2 separate regions of the Homo sapiens genome follow, and region 1 is linked to region 2. A link is an interaction called in ENCODE POLR2A ChIA-PET data of the cell type or tissue named here. Cell type or tissue: PC-9. All regions are shown on one strand. Links, peaks and the distances in the headings refer to the core of each region. The heading gives the core; the rest is flanking DNA.

What was found. ChIA-PET counts read pairs that join two places held together with the same protein. Peaks named below come from ENCODE experiments on the same cell type or tissue, not always from the same donor. Only the 100,000 strongest peaks of a DNase experiment are listed, where the experiment ranks them.
Region 1: POLR2A ChIA-PET joins it to region 2 with 7 read pairs; 2 of 35 experiments call an interaction of 5 or more read pairs at or near these places.

What each region holds. Positions count from the first base shown.
Region 1 is chr9:112,296,023-112,298,522 of GRCh38, forward strand. It overlaps PTBP3 (polypyrimidine tract binding protein 3), which reads right to left. Exons shown (of 14, transcript NM_001163788.4): 2 at 1,810-1,894. The coding sequence starts at 1,843. Among named protein-coding and RNA genes, the nearest start is that of PTBP3, 36 kb to the right of the region's middle. In PC-9, for the core only: no CTCF peak of the experiment used is centred there; no DNase peak of the experiment used is centred there.
Region 2 is chr9:112,102,628-112,120,153 of GRCh38, forward strand. It overlaps SUSD1 (sushi domain containing 1), which reads right to left. Exons shown (of 17, transcript NM_022486.5): 7 at 10,144-10,241; 8 at 9,027-9,213. Among named protein-coding and RNA genes, the nearest start is that of SUSD1, 64 kb to the right of the region's middle. In PC-9, for the core only: CTCF peaks have their summits at 10,511 and 10,710; DNase peaks (open chromatin) are centred at 10,114 and 10,514; H3K27ac peaks cover 2,500 bases.

The DNA.
Region 1 (2,500 bases), core at 1-2,500, 180 kb after region 2:
TTTTGCAATGGTTTTTTAGCTCATCAGCTATCATTAATGTTAGCGTATTTTATGTGTGGCCCAAGAGAATTCTTCCAATGTGGGTCAGGGAAGCTAAAAGATTGGACGCCCCTGAATTCGATGAAATAATTTAAAGCTGACATGGAAAAAGACATGCCCACATTAAGCTAAGAGAATTTTTTAAAACAACACCTAAACAGAATTTTAGTGTTAGGTGACAGAATCAGATGTTAACTTTTTAATAACAACACCTAAATAGAATGACTGTTAAGTCCTAGTTTGCCTGAGGCTGTCACAATTTCGTACCATTGTTCTAGTATCCTGTATGCTTTAACGCTTTCATTTTTAAAAAGAATTATTATTAATAGTTACATTAAAATAAGCTAGAATGAGCTTGGTAGATCCAGTTCTTTTCATTCTGTCTCTATACTTGTTCACTTTCCCGAACATCTATGTTCCCATGGTCCCAAACACCATATAAGCTCCTGGTCTGGAAAAGGAGGTCCATTCATCCCCACCTCCCTACAACTCCAAAAACATCTGGATAAAGAAACCCTCCCTTCTCTGAAACTCTCCATGTCCATGGCTTCAGTTGTCAACTGTGTATGATACTATCAAATTTCTTTCATGATGTTGAGACCAGGGACCCACTGCCTATCTGTCATTTCCATTTGGATGTTCCAAAGGAAACTCAAACTCAATATATACAAATCTGAACCTGTGTCGTCCAACTCTGTTCTTCCTACATTCGAATAGAAATGAATGGCACAACCATTCATTACCATTCATCTACCCAATTATCTAAGTCCAAGTTCAAAACCTGGAAATCAATGGTGATATCCCTTATTCAAACATTCAATTAATCATCAATTACTATCAATTTTATCTTCTATAAGTTATTCAATTTTCTTCATCACACTACCACTGCCACAGTGCCAGTTACCATCCTTTATTAGGATTACAGCAATAATCCAAATAAAGGATAATAATAATAATAATAAATCCTCTTCACTGCTCACTCTCTTTCCAGTACTGCACTCCTTCAATTCACTTTACGGCCACTAAATTTCAAGAACATTTATTTTAAAATCACGTGGTACCTTATGGTACGTAAATTACTTCAATTTTTAAAACGTATCGTCTTATACTTTAATACTTCTATTCAAGTCCATCATCACTCAAGTTTTGTTTTTTGTTTTTGAGATGGAGTCTCGCTCTGTCCCCCAGGCTGAAGTGCAATGGCACGTTTCGGCTCCCTGCCACCTCCGCTTCCCAGGTTCAAGCAATTCTCCCTGCCTCAGCCTCCCAAGTAGCTGGGATTACAGGTTCCCGCCATCACACCCAGCTAATTTTTGTATTTTTAGTAGAGACGGGGTTTCGCCATGTTGGCCAGGCTGGTCTTGAACTCCTGACCTCAGGTGATCAGCCAGCCTCGGCCTCCCAAAGTGCTGGGGATTACAGGCATGAGCCACCACACCTGACTTCAACCCAAGTTTTAGATCTAGCTCTTTTACTCAATAGTTCTGGGTCACCAATTTATTGACAGTATTTTTATCAAAATTATGTAACACAAAGAACATCAATCAAAAAACTGAATCATCAAATTAGATCCAAATGAATCCTTAAAATTTGAGAGGTATAACTAGTGATTTCACCTATGTAAACAGTATATAGTACTTTACCGAAACAAATTTTAGCTTTTGTTATGAACAGTGGCACTTCAACATGATATAAGCAAAATAAGAGCATTGTAAAAAAACAATTTGAAACCCACAGAAATCAAATATTAAAAAAAAAAAAAAAACTCACCATACACACCTGTAGAAGGAGTAGAACTATTCATGGTAAAAGGTCCGTTAATGATGCCAGAAGAAAGAAGCTCATCAGATCCCCGCTGAAAAGCAAAACCAATGTTTGGTTAATAAACCAAGTTTTAGATAATGGTCCATATTTACTAAAAGTATTAAAAGCTAATAATATTACTTCATCTTTGTATGAAGACATTAAAGGGGGAACTCCTCAAGAATCACAAAATCAAATGAACTGCATAGCAAGAAAAAATTACTGCAAATCCACAACTATATAAACACAACTGCCACCACAGAAATGGGGACATAATCTTTAAATTCTTTCTAACCAAACGCAGGTTTCCAAAACATAACATCTGAAAGTGCCAAACCATATTTAGGGGGTTGCATTATGACATTGTTTTTGTAGCATATATTTGTATGCAAATAGTTTGTACAGTCCTCCCTAAGAATCCTGACTTTTCAATACCAACGTATTTTTTTAAGTAGAAAATATACTTCATTTCCATACTGGCCAAATTCTTTATAATCAATAACTTTTTATCCATTAATCCTCCAAATGATCTTTAATGCAGACTATTTCTTAAACAATTGTTTAAGTAATTTACTCTTTTTTTCAGGTAAGAGTTTTGATCAACTTCCAAATCTGAACTGGCAACACTAAAAAGTAACTCAGAGAAGTCTTTTCATTG
Region 2 (17,526 bases), core at 8,789-11,288:
CGCTTGGATCGTCCATAGGAAAATGTCATGAAGGTAAGCATAGCAGTAGCCAGAAAGTCTGAGAATAAGGAAAACGGCAAATAAAAATCAAAGGCTATAGATTTAAACTCTCAGAGCAAGTGCTTTCCAACCTAGAAAATAACCAGAAAGTAGATGACCAAGCAAGAGGAAATTTGCTTTCACAGCAGACAGTATTTCAAGAGCTACTCAGCTGAGTACTAAGGCAATAAAATAATCAGAAAGCAGACTTGTTTTAACCATTGTACAGAAAAAAGTCATTTCATACCTCCTGCAGTCTAATTCATTCTTACAATGTTCTATTTTCTTAATATAGTTTAGAAGGATAGATTTATTACTAATGAATTAAAGAAATAACAGAGAGTCAGGAATAATATCAGTGATTTTCAAGAAAAAGCAAATTTCCCAACAAACAAGACTGCATGTTTTCTACCAATGAGAAAGGTGTAAATGTCTACCAGAGAGAAGCTATTTTATAACTACCTTTTATATGTGTATTTCTCCCGTGGGAGTTTCTGCTACCTAAGAATGAGAACAATAAATTATTTTAGTCAAGATCAGAATTGTCCACAGCATTTTCAATATCACTGACATATTCAGCACAAGGCAGCCAGCTGGGGAAAATATTCCTGCCTATAATTGGAAAGTGTAGAAAGATGGTTATGAGAGAGAATTTGAAGACCTATCATATGTGCTCTCCTTTGTCTTCACAACTTTTATTTTAAAGATTTCATAAGGACATCAGAAATAAAAATGGTCACATGTATGCATGTGATTGTGAGGAATACCAAGTGTCTGCATGTAAGAAATGCATGTATGTAAGAAATACCACATAAAGCTTCTGTCTCTGTACAGGCAGAACAGAAGCAGAAGTACTGTCTGCACAGTTCACATCTCAATGTGATTTTCACGTAAGATAGTCATTATCATCTGAATTCAGGGGAAGATGGCAATGTGAACAAAGGCATCTGGCTCCCACTTCCCACGCCCAAGCCTGACAGAAGTGATGGAGAATAAGTAAAAATGGGTCAAAATTTGCATCTGGGTTGGAAAGAAGGGTCGGTTGCCATACACAAGGCGGAAACATGAAGACATTTCAGCTTAGCACAGTATGGAAGAGCCGGGGCTAAAGAAAGACCCTAAGACCTACTATGCAACCTGGCTTCCAAGCAAAGGAATGTAGTCACAAAGTTTCAAAAGAAAGAACTGGAGGAGAACTAGAGCCCATGGAAAAATCAAGACAGGTCACAAGACAAATCAATGACCCATGCTCCATCTGGAGCCATTTAGCCCAGTGGTTCCCAAACTGCACATCAGAATCACCCAGACATCAGCAGATTTGAAGTAATGCTTCAACGTCTGTATTTTTTTAAGAGTTCGCCTGACAATTCTTCTTCTTCTCTCTCTTTTTTTAAACAGGGTCTCACTCTGTCACCCAGACTACACTGCAACCTCCACCTCCCGGGCTCAAGCAATCCTCCCACCTCAGCCTCCTGAGTAGCTAGGACTACGGGCATGCACCACCAAGCCCAGCTAATTTTGGGGGTTTCTTTTGTAGAAATAGGGTTTCACCATGTCCCCAGGCTGGTTTCAAACTCCTAGACTCAAGCCAACCACCTGCCTCAGTCTCCCAAAGTGCTGGGATTACAGGCATGAACCACCACGCCCCTAACCTCACCAGGCAATCTGATAGGCAACAAGGTATATATTAAAAAAAAATAGTATATATACTACTATTGCTACTGCTAATAATAATAATAGTAATAATAATAATAATAGTCCTTCTTTAGCCCACTGTAGATTAGTAATGGGGAAGGACTTCGAAGTAGAGGCCTCAGGACCTGAAGGTACCATCTGGCAGAGAGCCTGGGTTGACAGAAGGGGCTTGCCTCTTTCCTGCCTTGGTAGGCTGTAATGCCATAAAGAAGCCAGGCCCAAAGCCAACAGCTTCACCAATCATAGCAAAATGCTCAGAAATAAAGCACGGGGTGGTGGGCTTTCTCACAGCTGCTGCCCAAAGGACACTGGGTCACCCAACCAGCAGTAAATCCTTCATACTGAGATCTGACATAAACATACTAACATTATCCAATGAAAAGGAGGATCAAAGGGAAGGCCATCCATTTTATTATGAAGGAAATATCAGACCTAGACAGAACTTTTATCTTCCAAGGATAAGTAATCCAGAATGGGGGGGAAAAACTGCAAAATGATTCTACAAAGAAGGAGAGGGAAGGAAAGGAAAATTGTGCTCGGCAGGCAAAGAATGAGCATATTTATAAAAAAGAAAATATTGAGCAAAAGAATGGTAAAATTAGGCAGCATCTGTTTCATACGGTTCAATAAAAATTTTAAAAATAGATTCAAACAAGAGATAAAGGATTAGATAATAAAAGAACGTGACAGCAGAGAGGAAACTGGTAGAGAGAAGCAGAAATAAAAAGGGAACTAGATGAGACCCAAAGAAAAGGAAATGAAAGTGCAACAGCAGAATTTAAAGTGCATTGGAAATGGTAAAGATAGGAAATGTCAATGCAAAAATGCATATTTGTGTAAGTGCACATAGAGAACAAACTTGTTATATATTCAAAGAAGGCAGAGGAAAAAGACATGGACGATAAAAAGGAGAAAATGGGAAACCAGTGTGGACGAACAAGCAATTCCACACAGGGGTATTTGAAGAGCAAAAAACAAACTTTAAAAAAAAAAAGCAATAATCAGAGATGTAATAAAAGAAAATGTTCCTAATATATAGTTAAACCAAATTCTAAAGACCAAAAAACTCACAGGGGACCGGGCATAGTGGCTCACGCCTGTAATCCCAGCACTTTGGGAGGCCAAGACAGGTGGATCACTTGAGGTCAGGAGTTTGAGATCAGCCTGGCCAACATGGTAAAACCCCATCTCTACTAAAAATACAAAAATTAGCTGGGCATGGTGACACAAGCCTGTAATCCCAGCCACTCAGGAGGCTGAGACACAAGAATCTCTTGAACACAGGAGGCGAAGGTTGCAATGAGCCAATATCACGCCACTGCACACCAGCCTGGGTGACAGAATAAGACTCAGTCGCAAAACGACAACAACAACAACTCACAGGGTACTAGGAAAGCTCAGTGCAAAACATGAACATTTCTATCCGTCCACTACCCAGACGGAGGTTTCATGAAGAGACTTCTGTGTCACTTTCGAATTCCCAATGCCTAAAAAACATCAGACACATAATAGGTGGTCAATAAACATTTGCCGGGTACATTAATAAATGATTAATGTCTTAAATTTCATGGCTAAAGAAGCCTTCATGATACACAAGCTGAAAATCAAATTGCTTACATCGAATTTTTTATATTTTATTTATTTATTTGAGACAGTCTCGCTCTGTTGCGCAGGCTGGAGTGCAGTGGTGCGATCTTGGCTCACTGCAAGCTCTGCCTCCCATGTTCAAGCAATTCTCGTGCCTAAGACTCTCAAGTAGCTGGAACTACAGGCACACACCACCACCCCCAGCTAATTTTTGTACTTTTAGTAGAGACAGGGTTTAGCCATGTTGACCCTGGCCTCAGGTGATCCGCCCACCTAAGCCTCCCAAAGTGCAGGGATTACAGGCATGAGCCACCACACCTGGCCAGGATTTTTTTTTTAAAAGAAAGTCACACCTTCTAACTCTTCTTTCAAAGCTTCCAGTTCCCAACGTCAATAAGAAATACTTCTAGAATTCCAAGAACAAAAGTTTATGACCCAAGAATTTTATCTTCAATTGAGCTCTCATTCACATGTGAAGGCAACAAAAGACATTCTCAGATCATCATGGACTCAGAAAGTATCCCATTCCCTCCCTGAGGAGCAGGCAAATCACCACACAGAGAGAGAAATAGAGATAGAGAAATAATAGAGAACGTGGTTTGAAAAGACTGTCAGTAAGCACTGAAACTATTAAAACATGTACCCAAGGTTAAATCATCGCTACCAAGGTTTCTATAAATCAATATAAGAGTGAGCTCTTTGGAGAGATAATACATGTTAAAAATAAGAAACTGGTAATATAATGCTATACTAAACCAATAACCTAAGAGAAGAGAGAGGGGAAGAAATAAAAGGAAGTTTTAAAAATAAAAGGAATGCTAACTTATCTCATTCAGGGAAAAGTGAACAATATTTCAGTCTTAACACTGGTGAAAAAAGAAATACACACTCAAATAGAATTTGTCTTTTTTAAATGTGATCACTTGTAGAAAAGAAAACAAAATCTATACTATCTGACTCACTGGAAAAGAAAATCTGTGTAACAAAAAGAAAACAAAAGACACAGCAAAGTAGCATTAAAAAGGGAAAAAACAGTCCAGGAGCAGTGGCTCACACCTGTAATCCAAGCACTTTGAGAGGCTGACGCAGGAGGATCCCTTGAGGCCAGGAGTTCAAGACCAGCCTGGGCAATATAGTGAGACCTTGTCTTTACAAAATGAAAAAATTAAGTGATCTGCACACCTGTGGTCCCAGCTACTTGGGAGCTGAGGTGGGAGGATTGCTTGAGCCTGGAAGGTCAAGGCTGCAGTGAGCCATGGTTGCACCACTGAACTCCAGCCTGGGCAACAGAGCTAGACCATATCTCAAAAAAAAAAAAAAAAAAAGAAAAGAAAGAAAAAAAAGAAAAAAAGAGGCCAGACGTGGTGGCTCACACCTGTAGTCCCAGCTACTTGGGAGGCTAAGGCACAAGAATCGCTTAAAACCGGGAGGCCAAGGTTTCAGTGAGCCAAGATCACGCCACTGCACTCCAGCCTGGGCGACACAGCGAGATTCTGCTCATAAATAAGTAAATAAATAAATAAATAGACAGATGAAAGGAAAATCATATCACAAATAACAATGATGTAAGTTGGATAACTTATCTAATCAAAAATAAAAGTTTTCCAGAAAAGCTCTCAATACATGCTGTCTCCTAGAGTACATTTATAGTAATATTATTCAGATAGCTTTCAAGAAGGAAAAAAAGTAGACAAAGGCATATCATGCAAATGCAAGCACAAATAAATTAAGAAAACAATATTACTTTCAACATATAATTCAAGGCAAAGGTATTAAACAGGCTAAAATAAGCCATTTGTTACTAGCGAAAGAATCTATAATAAAGATATCAGTCATGAACATAAAAATCATATCAAAATGTGTGAAACAAACCAATAAGAATTTCTAAGAGGAACAGAAAATGGCAATCCATGTTAAAAATAAACAAAAACCAGAAGTCCTGAATAACCTTATTAATAAAGTTGACTTAATAACAGATCTTATTCCCCTTACAGGCAAACACTCTACCTTATTATCTAGCACCTACTGAAATTACCAAACTTGGCCAAATGGTAAGGCCCAAGAAAATGTCAATAAATCCTCCAAACATACCAAAATGTAATAAAACTAGAAAACAACAACACAGTATAAATGTTACAAAGAAAAAATCTACCACTGTATACAATGCTTGTAATTAATTATTCAAAGGGGAAATCAGAATAGTAATTATATAATGCTTTGAAAGTAAGGGTAAAGAGAACACATATTAAAACACTCATAAATAATTATTCTGTCAAACAGAAAATCAGAATAGCAATTATATCATGCCTTGAAACATGTATCAATGCCTAAAGAATTCTGCCAAAGCTCAAATCTGCAAGGGAGAAAGAAACATTAAAGACTTTTATTATCAAACAGAAACGAATGAAAATAAGCTGAATTTTGTTATGCATTCAACTCAAGAATTTAGAAACAGAACAATATAACCAATTTAACAGAAATATGGGCTGTGCACCGTGACTCAAGAATTTAGAAACAGAACAATATAACCAATTTAACAGAAATATGGGCTGTGCACCGTGACTCACACCTATAATCCCAGTACTTGGGGAGGCAGAGGCAGGCATATCAATTGAGCCCAGAAGTTCAAGACCAGCCTGGGTAACATGGCAAAACCCTGTCTCTACAAAAAATACAAAAATTTGCCAGGCATAGTGGTGCACGCCTGTAGTCCCAGCTACTTGGGAGGCTGAGGTGGGAGGATCACCTGAGCCCAGGAGGTCAAGGTTGCTGTGAGCTGTGATTGTACTACTGCACTGCAACCTGGGTGACAGAGCTGGGTGTCTCAAAAAAAAAAAAAAAAAGAAAAAAAAGAAAGAAAGAAAGAAAAAAAAAAAGAGAGAGAGAAACATGGAGAAGGAAAAATAAAAACAAGAGGAGAAATTAGTGAGTTAGAAAAAGAAAAACAATTTTAAAACCCAAGAGTTCATCCCTCGGGGAAAAAAAATAGTAATAAAACACGCAACCCAAACCAATCAACCTCTAAAAAGAGAAAGAACCAAACTTAGGAGTCAGAATAACCTGGGATTATATAACCTATGACCCCAGAGGAGATGTAAGCAAATATTCCATATGCCATTCTGCCAATATGTGTAGTATATCAACCAAATATACATTTTTTAGAAAAATATAAAAATTGACTCAAGAAAATGTCAGAAACATAAACAGACCCAAAATCATGGAAGAAATTGACAAAGTTCTTAAAGAATCATCTCCTGAAAGGGGTGAAACTTCAACAATCTTTTGAGAAAGTTTTCAACTTTAAAAGAAGGGAATAATTCAAACATGATATAAAGTATTCCAGAGGGAAAAACAATGGAAAACTTCCCAATTCATTTTAAGGAAAATAGCATAACTCCAATAATGAAATCAGACAACAGAATGTCCAGGATCTAGAGGAAAAAAATGACAAGTCTTTATAACAGTGCATAAATAAACAGAAGACCTGAGTAGACACTGAGTAAATGTGGAAACATACCTTGCTCCCAGTTAGGATGGCTCAACATAAATCCTAATTCTCTCTAGATTAACTTGCAAATATAATCCAATTCCCTTTAGTCCAGAGACATTAAATAACTCAGCCATGATCAGCCAACTCTTCAATACAGAGTTAAGATGCAAAACCGGATCTGCCTGACTCCAAAGACCATGTTTTTCCCAAGGGAAAGGAACTTGAACAGGTAATTGGATATTAGTAAAAACAGCTGACGCCAAACAGCAACCTGTCATCCTCACTGAACAGTGGCAGGTGAGTGATGATCTTTTAAAGACATTTCCCTATAGTAGTTTACTAATAATTTTGTAAGACTTCTCTGATTAGTTACCATATTAATTTTATAATATCTTTGCCTGCATATTATTTACTTGCAAAGAATTAATTTTGTTTTATTTATATACAAATGTCAAGAGACCTAATTTGTATAATCTCATAGTTGGTTTTATATTGTTAAGATTGGCAGACTTTTTCAACTATTTCTGCTGAACTATTCCCAGCTACTCGGGTTAAGGTACAGTTTCAGTGGGATAGCAAACAGCTAATTAAGAACTTTCTCAACTCCCCCAAAATAATAAATGACATCGGCCAGCTGTGGTGGTTCACGCCTATAATCCCAGCACTTTGGGAGGCTGAGATGGGCAGATCACTTGAGGTCAGGAGTTTAAGACCAGCCTGGCCAATAAGGTGAAACTCAGTCTCTACTAAAAATACAAAAAATAGCCAGGCACGGTCGTGGATGCCTGTAATCCCAGCTACTCAGAAGGCTGAGGCAGGAGAATTGCTTGAACCTAGGAAGCAAAGATTGCAGTGAGCTGAGATCGCACCACTGCACTCCAGCCTGGGCGACAGGGCAAGACTCCATCTCAAAAAATAAATAAATGACATCAATTACTTGTCAAGGTTTGTCTACCGGGTTTTTTGTTTGTTTTCTGAGACAGGGTCTTGCCCCGTCACCCAGGTTGGAGTGCAGTGGCATGATCATAGCTCACTGCAGCCTTGAACAAGTGATCCTCTCGCCTCAGCCACCCGAGTAACTGGGACTATAGGCATGCACCATCACACCAAGCTAAATTTTCTTTCTTTTTTTTTTTTGTAGAGATGGGGCCTCACTGTGTTGCTCAGGTTGACCTCAAACTCCTGGCCTCAAGCAATCCTCCTCAGCCTCCCAAAGTGCAGGGATTACAGACATGAGTCACCGTGCCCCACCTGTCTACAAGGTATTTAATTAGTCCTCATACCCATAACCAGAGCTTTTTTTTTTTAACTTACTGTAATTGTCACAATGTTGTTAAAAACCCACATGACAATTATGTAAAATGAGGTTTATTTCTACTTCTTAAAGCTCCTTCATTCCACTCCTTTTTTCAGCTAACACCTACCCTCCTGCACCCTAGGGGTGCCCCTGCTTCCACTTCCCCACTCTCAACTTGATCTCTTTAAAGCTGCTGGGTCAGCCTCCCTGGCACCTCCTCTTTCACACGCAAGAGCAAGAAATGGCTTTTTGGTTTTTTTGGGTTTTTTTTGAGACAGAGTCTTGCCCTGTTGCCCAGGCAGGAGTGCAGTGGTGCAATCTCGGTTCACTCACTGCAACTTCTGCCCCCTGGGTTCAAGTGATTCTTGTGCCTCAGCCTCCCGAGTTGCTGGGACTACAGGTGTGTGCCACCACACCCAGCTAAGTTTTTCTATTTTCAGTAGAGATAAGGTTTTGCCATGTTGGCCAGGCTGGTCTGGAACTCCTGACCTCAAGTGATCTGCCCACTTCAGCCTCCCAAAGTGCTGGGATTATAGGCGTGAGCCACCACACCTGGCCAGAAATGACTTTTGAGTTTACTACCAAAGATAAGCCACATGGCTACCCTCTGTTGCCTTGGATATTTGAGAGTGGACTGATCATCATTTAAAAGGCATTCCTTTTAAATGCCTTTTTATTACTTTCCACCTCTCCCGGAGGGCTCAGCTGAGAAAAAATACCCCAGAGCCCATTCAGCCTGGTACCAAGAGGATACGGATCTCTTGACCTGCTCTAGTTCTGTGGCTGGAGCAACTACATCTGAGTATAAATCTCAGACAGCAAATAGGAGCTCTCCAGCCCAGCTGATTCTGCAGCATACTTCCCCACATTCTGTGCTTAGCATTTTCTAGGAGGAAATGAGACTTCACCTCCACCTACCAGCTGTCTGGAAACCGATGACGGCTGGCATCGAGCGCCTGGGAGGTGCTGTGGAGATGTTCACGGTGTAGTTGGTGCCTGGGTACAGGGCTAGGCACACTTCTGGGGTCCTGCTGTCTGTGGTCAAGTTGACTGTCTCCTCACGAACTGATTCCATAGGGTCCAACCGTTGTCCTTTTATGGATATCTTTGAGAGGAAAAGACAAGAGAACCCACTCTGACTCCAGTCAAAACAATCCAGGATTTGTGGTGCTGGAGCCCATTCTCCTACTATTCTATTTTATACTGTGCTGCTCAGCCAGGGAGCATTCGTAAGGTAAACCTGGTCTGCTGATAAAGTCTGATCAGCCCAGTGAATATTAAACCCCTAGAGGAGACATAAATGAGAAATCTCCCTAGGAAGTGCTCTCCTGCACACAAATGATCAAATGGAGACAATTGCAACCTGAGGACCATTGGCTGCACTCTGTCACCAAGTCAGCAGACGCTCCCGGGCTTGCTCTGGGGGAGTGAAATACAAGTGCTTGGAAACAAGCAATCGTGAGGATGCCAAATATAAATGCATCCCCCACACATGCACCCTGCTGAATGACAAATATGTTAAACACAAAATGCAAAATAACGAAATCATCCAGATATCTTCAAAAATTCCATCCACTCTTTTTAAATGACAATGGGATCAGAAAGCAATTAGATTGAGGCCAGGCGCGGTGGCTCATGCCTATAATCCCAGCACTCTGGGAGGCCGAGGTAGGTGGATTATCTGAGGTCAGAAGTTCAAGACCAGCCTGGCCAACGTGGTGAAACCCCATCTCTACTGAAAATACAAAAAATTAGCCAAGCATGGTAGTGCACACCTCTAATCCCAGCTACTCAGGAGGCTGAGGCAGGAGAATCGCTTGAACCCGGGAGGCTGAGGTTGCAGTGAGCCAAGATCCCACCACTGCACTCCAGCCTGGGCAACAGAGTGAGACTGTCTCACAAAAAAAATAAAAGAAAAAAAGAAAAAAAAACAGCAATTAGATTGAGAAGCTCTCACGGAAGCAAGTCCCTCTGACTCATATTCCCATGGGTGACGTGTCTGTCCTAGCAGGAAAAAGTAGATCACTTTACTTACCACATATGAGATCTTGGGGTTTATTCTTCTTGAGTTTATTTGCCATCTCACACAGGTATCATTAAACAGTGATACATCATTAATCTTTGTCAGAATTTCTAAAAGAGAAAAAGGCAGTCAACTCACAAAATGCATCAATGGGCTTTAGCAAAATTCTAAAGGAGATCAGTCTCTCTGCATAGCTGGTATCTCTGCTGGTCACCATTCATCCTCAGAGGCAGACACTGAGTCAGGCAATGCAAGCTCTCCCAAGCCAATCACCCAACTTCTCTTCATCATGAATGAGCGTGGCCCATTACCTGACTTAGAGGGAAAGGAAAGATTCCAGCTTGGATATAGGTCAGAATTCTAACCTGTGATTCACCTGACAGGCCACTGGATGCCACTGGCATTCCACTCTGGTAGAATGGAATGAGGCCCAGAGCTGGGTCCTCAGTGAGACCTTCCCTGCAACTGCACAGGTAAGACCTACTTCCACCTTTCTCTTCCCAGCAGAATGATGGGAAACTCCTTCAAGTCACTGCTATCCCCAGGGGGAAAATGACATGTCTCACCACACAGGACCATGCCTCAGAAACAGGTTGGGGCAAACTAAAGAAATTCTCCACAAGGTTCCTAGGTACTTCTGGGACTCCTGTAACTGAAGCTATTTAATCCTGGTCTATCAGGATGCCACTGATTCCTCTGGGTTGTTCTGCTTCTTTTAAATATTCTGCATATATTCCAGCTAATGAATTCAGCAATGTGGGAAACCATATGAAGGCCTTGGTTCCCTGAGGTAACATAGTTTTCAGCATTCCCAGTCAACCCGCAAGTGGTTGTGCAGACAGGAAGAACGAAAGGGGATCTAGCTTTTTATTTCTTTGAAATCAAATTCCCAGCCGAGTGCAGTGGCTCACACCTGTAATCTCAGCACTTTGGGAGGCCAAGGTTGGCGGATTACCTGAGCTCAGAAGTTTGAGACCAGCCTGGCCAACATAGTGAAACCCCATCTCTACTAAAAATACAAAACTTAGCGGTGCACGGTGGCACATGCCTGTAATCTCAACTACCTGGGAGGCTGAGGCAGGAGAATCACTTGAACCTGGGAGGCAGAGGTTGCAGTGAGCTGAGATTGCACCACTGCACTCCAGCCTGGGTGACGGAGCAAAACTCCATCTCAAAAGTAATAAAATAAAATAAAATAAACTTCCTACAGACAAGTAAAACTATCTCTACTTGCAAATGATACAATCTTATATACTTCTATATATAAAACTCTAAGGAATCCACACCAAAACAAGTATTACAGCTGAGAAAGGAGGTCAGTGAGGTTGCGGGATACAAGGTCAATGTACAAAAATCTATTGTATTTCTATATACTAGCAATGAGCAGTCCAAAGATGAAATTAAGAAAACAATTTCATTTACAATACTATCAAAAACAAACAGGCCTGGTGCAATAGCTCACGCCTGTAATCACAGCACTTTGGGAGGCCAAGGCAGGTTGGTCACCTGAAGTCAGGAGTTCAAGACCAGCCTGGCTAACATGGCAAAACCCCGTCTCTACTAAAAATACAAAAATTAGCTGGGCATGGTGGTGCATGCCTGTAGTCCCAGCTACTTGGGAGGCTGAGGCAGGAGAATCACTTGAACCTGGGAGGCAGAGGTGGCAGTGAGCCAAGATCCTGCCACTGCACTCCAGCCTGGGTGACAGAGTGAGACTCCATCTCAAAAACAAAAACAAAAACAAACAAACAAAATTCCTGCAGACAGAAGCTATCATATAATTATTCCCAGAGAAAGTTGTCCTCATGTCACCAAAAAGGGATATTCCACAGCCCCAGCTCAAGCTTTCCCATTGAAGCAGACACCTCTTAAGAACTCCTCAGCCTCTCTCAGCTTCCCCTGCTCCTTGTCCCATCCCTGGATGGGTTTTGACAACATGACCAGGTCTTGCCTCCTATTCTGGGACTTCCCTGCTGCAGCACCCACACCCCAGCACATGCCATCTGGAAGTGCAGGGGAGTTAAAATCCTGTGGGGACAGGAGCTGGTAGAGAAATCCTTCCTCCTTTCTTTCCTCTGAAGGGCTGTCCAACAAAGACTTAGTTTCTTCAGCGTCTAAGGACACTGTCACACAGATGTGGTAATGCCCACCCTCTGTGGAGACCAGTACAATCAGGCATCATACGCTGACTCTCCTTCTTTCCCTGTTTTACTGCCCTTGTTTCCCACTCCTGGTGCCTGGGATTTGATTCTCTACTGCATAATAAATATAAACCCAGTGAAAGGCTCCCATCTAAGAAGAGTGAGAAAGCTATTTCTCCATGTCAGAAAATGACTCTCCACAACTCAGCTCCCGTTTCTCCCTTCTAGTAAATCTCTTCGCAGTCTCCAAGTGCAAAAGGAAGCCTGCACCTTAGGTACCTGTAGGGCCAATCCTATTCTCCTGTACTCAGAACCAATGCTAGCTTTGGATTGACCCAGATCTACTGACCTCTCTGCCCAAAGAAGAGTTTATATCTTTACTAAATCATCCCTTCAGCAGCAATGCCTAGATTCTGTGTCCCACATGACCTGGTCTTGGGTAAGCCCAAGTTATCTATTAGCAAGTGAAAATCAATGGAGGCAGAGAGGGAAAAATAGGCAAACTCCTGCCGAGATACCAGAAAGGCCACCTATGGCTGTCTGCAGCATTCCTGGATCTCTATATCAGTATTTCTCCCTAGAACACACACAATTTGAAATCAAAGAAATACTCCAATTGTGGGCCAAGTGGGTGCGGTGGCTCACGCCTGTAATCCTAGCACTTTGCGGGGCTGAGATGGGCATATCACTTGAGGTCAGGAGTTTGAGACCAGCCTGGGCAACATGGTGAAACCGCATCTCTACTAAAAATACAAAAAAATTAGCCAAGCGTGGTGGTACATACCTATAATTCCAGCTACTTGGGAGACTGAGGCACGAGAACTGCTTGAACCTGGGAGGCAGAGGTTGCAGTGAGCCAAGATTGTGCCACTGCACTGCAGCCTGGGCGGCAGAATGAGACTCCATTGCAAAAAAAAAAAAAAAGAAAAAAAAAAGAAAAGAAATACTCCAATTATGAGCATGGGTACCCTAAGAGACACAATGACCTTCAGTTCGCCCCCTTGGGTAGCATAAAGATGATGTTGGTACCAGTCTTTTATCAGCCTGAACAAGCCCCAGATATTTCTGGCCTCTACCCTCTTTGCTGCCCTTCAAAGCCCCAGAGCTCTTGGCATCTCTGCTCACTTACACATCCCTTTGATGCTAACTCACCACCTGGTCCAGAAAGAAAAGGCACCAGCCCAGCCCTCATCTTCTCTCTGAGTTGCCAGCAAAGCGAATTTCCTTTTTACTCTCAGTTCCTTTGTCATCGAAGCAGAGATTAGAAAGGAGTTTTCTTTCTTGTCCTTCCTTCTTGCTCATTCACTATGACAACTGTAAATGGCATCTCAAAGATGCCATCTGCCTCCAGCCTGTGCCATGCTCTCTGCACAGATGGGACCCAGATCCAATTATAGGGGTGTCAGATATTTCATCCCAGGGAGCAGTTTAACAAAGTTTGGTTGCTTTTCCCTCCAGGTGCCTACAAATTAGTTGGAAAGACTCCTTTATAAAAGAATCAGATATTCAACATCTACATTAATGCTGCCCTTTTAATGGAGACTATATGCCCTCATTCCAATAGTGCTGATAACTGAAAACATTTCTGGAAGTCCTCTTTGGAGCTGTCCCAGGGCTCTTTCATTCCCTGCTCACTACTAACTGAATGGCTATCAAATGCCAAGCATCCTGCCATGCCAGGCACTGGGCTGTGACGATGTTATCTGCTGACTATGTAGGGAAAAAGTACTCTTGAAAGTCATAGATCTGTGAATGTTAGTTGAAGGTATGGGTGCAGGTGAGATATGCAGGTAGGACAGAGACAGTGAATGGCCCAATGGCAGAACACTGGGAAACACTGAAACCCAGGGGGGAACCAGAGGAAAAAGGCAATGCAGAAGAGAGGCAGGAGGCTGGTAGAGTGACTGATGTCTAGGAAGGAAAGGAAGGACTTGAAAGAGTGTCTCTCAGCCTTCCAAGGCCAGGCACAGTGGCTGACACCTGTAATCTCAGCACTTTGAGAGGCCGAGGCAGACGGATTACTTGAGGCCAGGAGTTCAAGACCAGCCTGGCCAACATGGCAAAAACATGTCTCTACTAAAAATAGAGAAATTAGCCAGGTGTGGTGGTGCACACCTGTAATCCCAGCTACTCAAGAGGCCGAGGCACGAGAATCACTTGAACTTGGGAGGCGGAGGTTGCAGTGAGCTGAGATCGTGCCACTGCACTCCAGCCTGGGTGATACAACAAGACTCTGTCCCTAAAAAATAAAAATAAATTCTTTTAAGAAAATTATCAGCCTTCTTTCCCACCAGTCTCCCACAGCCTCCTCATCCCCTAGCCAAGAAGGGCCTGGAGCAGGTCAAGGCAGAGGGTGCAAACTCCATCTCCCTCTCTCCTCTCACATGGCTTTTCTCCCCTCATGGAGTGCCCACGGCATCAGGATTAGATCTGTGGTTTGACTTTGGGTAGAGGTGGGAAGAGCAGGCCCTCAGCCTGCCCAGTTGTAGAACACAGAGGCCTCTCTGGCTTAAAAGAAGGAGGCCCCCACAGTGTCCAGCTGAAGTCTCACTGGATTTGGGGAGAGAAAGTCTCAGTGAGTGATAAAGTAAGAGCCTTTGTTTTGCTTTACTCTATGTGTGTGTGTGTACACACAGGTACATATATATGTTATGTATATATAGATATAGATGTACATAATGTTATGTATTTTGGTATTTTGTTAGCATCTAGTATTTCTGTATGTGGTACTTAACACACTTGTAACTAAATACGTAAGTCATTATATAATGACCACCTCTCCTGAATGTAACTTTACGATGGCAAAGACCATGTTTCTCTCTCTATCCTCAGGCCCTAGCACAGTGCCTTAAATATAGATACTAAAAACTATGTATTATTTGGTTGAACTGGTTGAATGGATGGATAAAGGATCAACAATGCTAAATGTTGTGGAAAGGTTGAGAAGAATGACAGCTGAAACTGGAACATGAAATTGGCAGTTAGGTAGTCATCAGTCACCTTGGTGAGATGCTACAGTGAAGTGGGGGTGTTCGATGCCTGGTTTCCCCCCAGTAGGCTGAGAAGAGCATAGGAGGGGAGGGAATAAGACAGTGAGCCCAGACTACTCTTTCAGAAGTCCCACTGTGCAAGGACAGGGGCTGGTCTAGTGTACTCCCTTGGTTTCCAATTTTATATCCTTTTTCTTTATTTTTGGAAACAGCAAAAGGTCATAGAGAATAAATCCAGGTGACCCAAACAGATGGTCAAGCAAGCTCAGCATCATTTCTAGTCAAAACAGCATCTGATTTCAAAAGGAATGTAACTGATCTTCTAATACGGCTCATAAACTACCTCCAAAGGACATTATCAAATAGGATTCCAAGGCAAACACATGATGATAATGGCAGCACCACAGAAATCAGGGTATGGCTTCCCACAGTGCCTACTTGAATAAATGTATGTTTGGCTATAAAAGTTTTCATGTGTTTCCTTTCTTTCTTTGAAGTCTTAGATTCACATAAAATAAGTAGGAGTAGCATGGCTTAGAGTACGTTAGTGTAAAATATATTGCACACTTTGGGATGATTTTTGGTGGCACGCGAATACTTTTTTTCTTTTTTGGAGACGGAGTCTTGCGCTGTAGCCCAGGATGGAGTGCAGTGGCATGTTCTCAGCTGACTGCAACCTCCGCCTCCTGAGTTCAAGTGATCCTCCAGCCTCAGCCTCCCGAGTAGCTGGGACTACAGACGCGTGCCACCACACCCAGCTAATTTTTGTATCTTTAGTAGAGACGGGGTTTCACCATGTTGGCCAGGCTGGTCTCAAATTCCTGACCTCAGGTGATCCACCCTTCTCGGCCTCCCAAAGTGCTGGGATTACAGGCGTGAGCCACCGCGCCCAGCCAGGAATACATTTTTATCTGTTCGTTATGTATCAGTTTTTGTGTATATCAGAAAAATACACCTACTTCATCAAACTCATGAGATCACATATATTGTCCTTAATAAATTTGAATTATAAATTTAAGGTTAGGTTGTTTAAGGAAACACTCTAAGTAAATAATACTCTTATTATGGCAAACATTGTGTCAGGGTGGTATACAAATAATTCAAGCTTGGAAGACACTGATGTAGGAGAAAGAATGTGGTCTTTCTGGGCTTACAGGCCTCAGTTCAAATCCTGGCTCTACCATTTGCTAATTATTGAGTGACCATGTAAAAGTCACTTAACCTTTATGAGTCTCAGATTACTTATCTATGAAATGAAAATAACAAAGCTTACTTCAAAAGGGTTTTAAGAGGATGAAATGAAATCGAGCATTAAGGTCCCTAGCTGAGCCCTGGGTGTGTACGTTCATGCTCAGCCAGCAGTAGCTATAATGCTTGATGGTCCAAACCTCATTCACATATTCCAATACATCCGGCCATGTGGCTATTTATGTAAATGTATCCATTTATTCCGGCTGACCTTTCTGTTCCATCTGAAATGTGTGTGGCTGCAACTGAGCACCCAGTGGGCTGGAGAAGAGGGTCACCAGCCAAACAGAAGGGACAGAGGCCAACAGGAGTCCTGGAGGCATCAGAGCAGTGCCCAGAGCAGTTTAGAGGCACAGAAAGGATCCTAGCGATAAACAGCCTCTGTTCCAGCAGAGATGTTACCCTTCTGAGAGCGTGGAGTGAGTGAGCGTCAGCCTTATAATCATTAACTCAGATTCTAAACATGAAAAGCCAAATGGCCTGTGCAGAATGGAAGCCAGGGAAAGTCTTATCAAGAATGAATCAGTCTCTTTGATCTTGAGGTAAACCGACTCATTAACATCAAGCTTCCACCTGGGGTTTTTCCAGACACGAAAGTGATTGCCTAATTCCCAGCTGTCTGGAGTTTCCAGTCCAAACTGGCCTGGCGGGGAAGGAGGGGGCAGGAAAAAATAAGTCCCACCAGCTTGATAGAGCTCACACCCCATTAAAAGCACATACGATTTGTGCTACTAATCCCAAAGACTAGTGGCTTCCTTACAAACAACCCAGGTAAAGATAAATTATTCTACCCAGTTTGGAACTAAACAGGAAGATGAACAGTGAAAACAGGACAGAGGTAGGAGGCATTCAGAGAGAAGCAGAAAAGTAGAAAAAGATGAGAGGGGAAGCCAAACGTGAACACGAAGACAGGGAAATATAAAATACACAGAGGCAGGAGGATGGCTTGAGGCTAGCAGTTTGAGACCGGCCTGGGCAACATAGTGAGACACCCGTCTCTACAAAAAACATTTTTA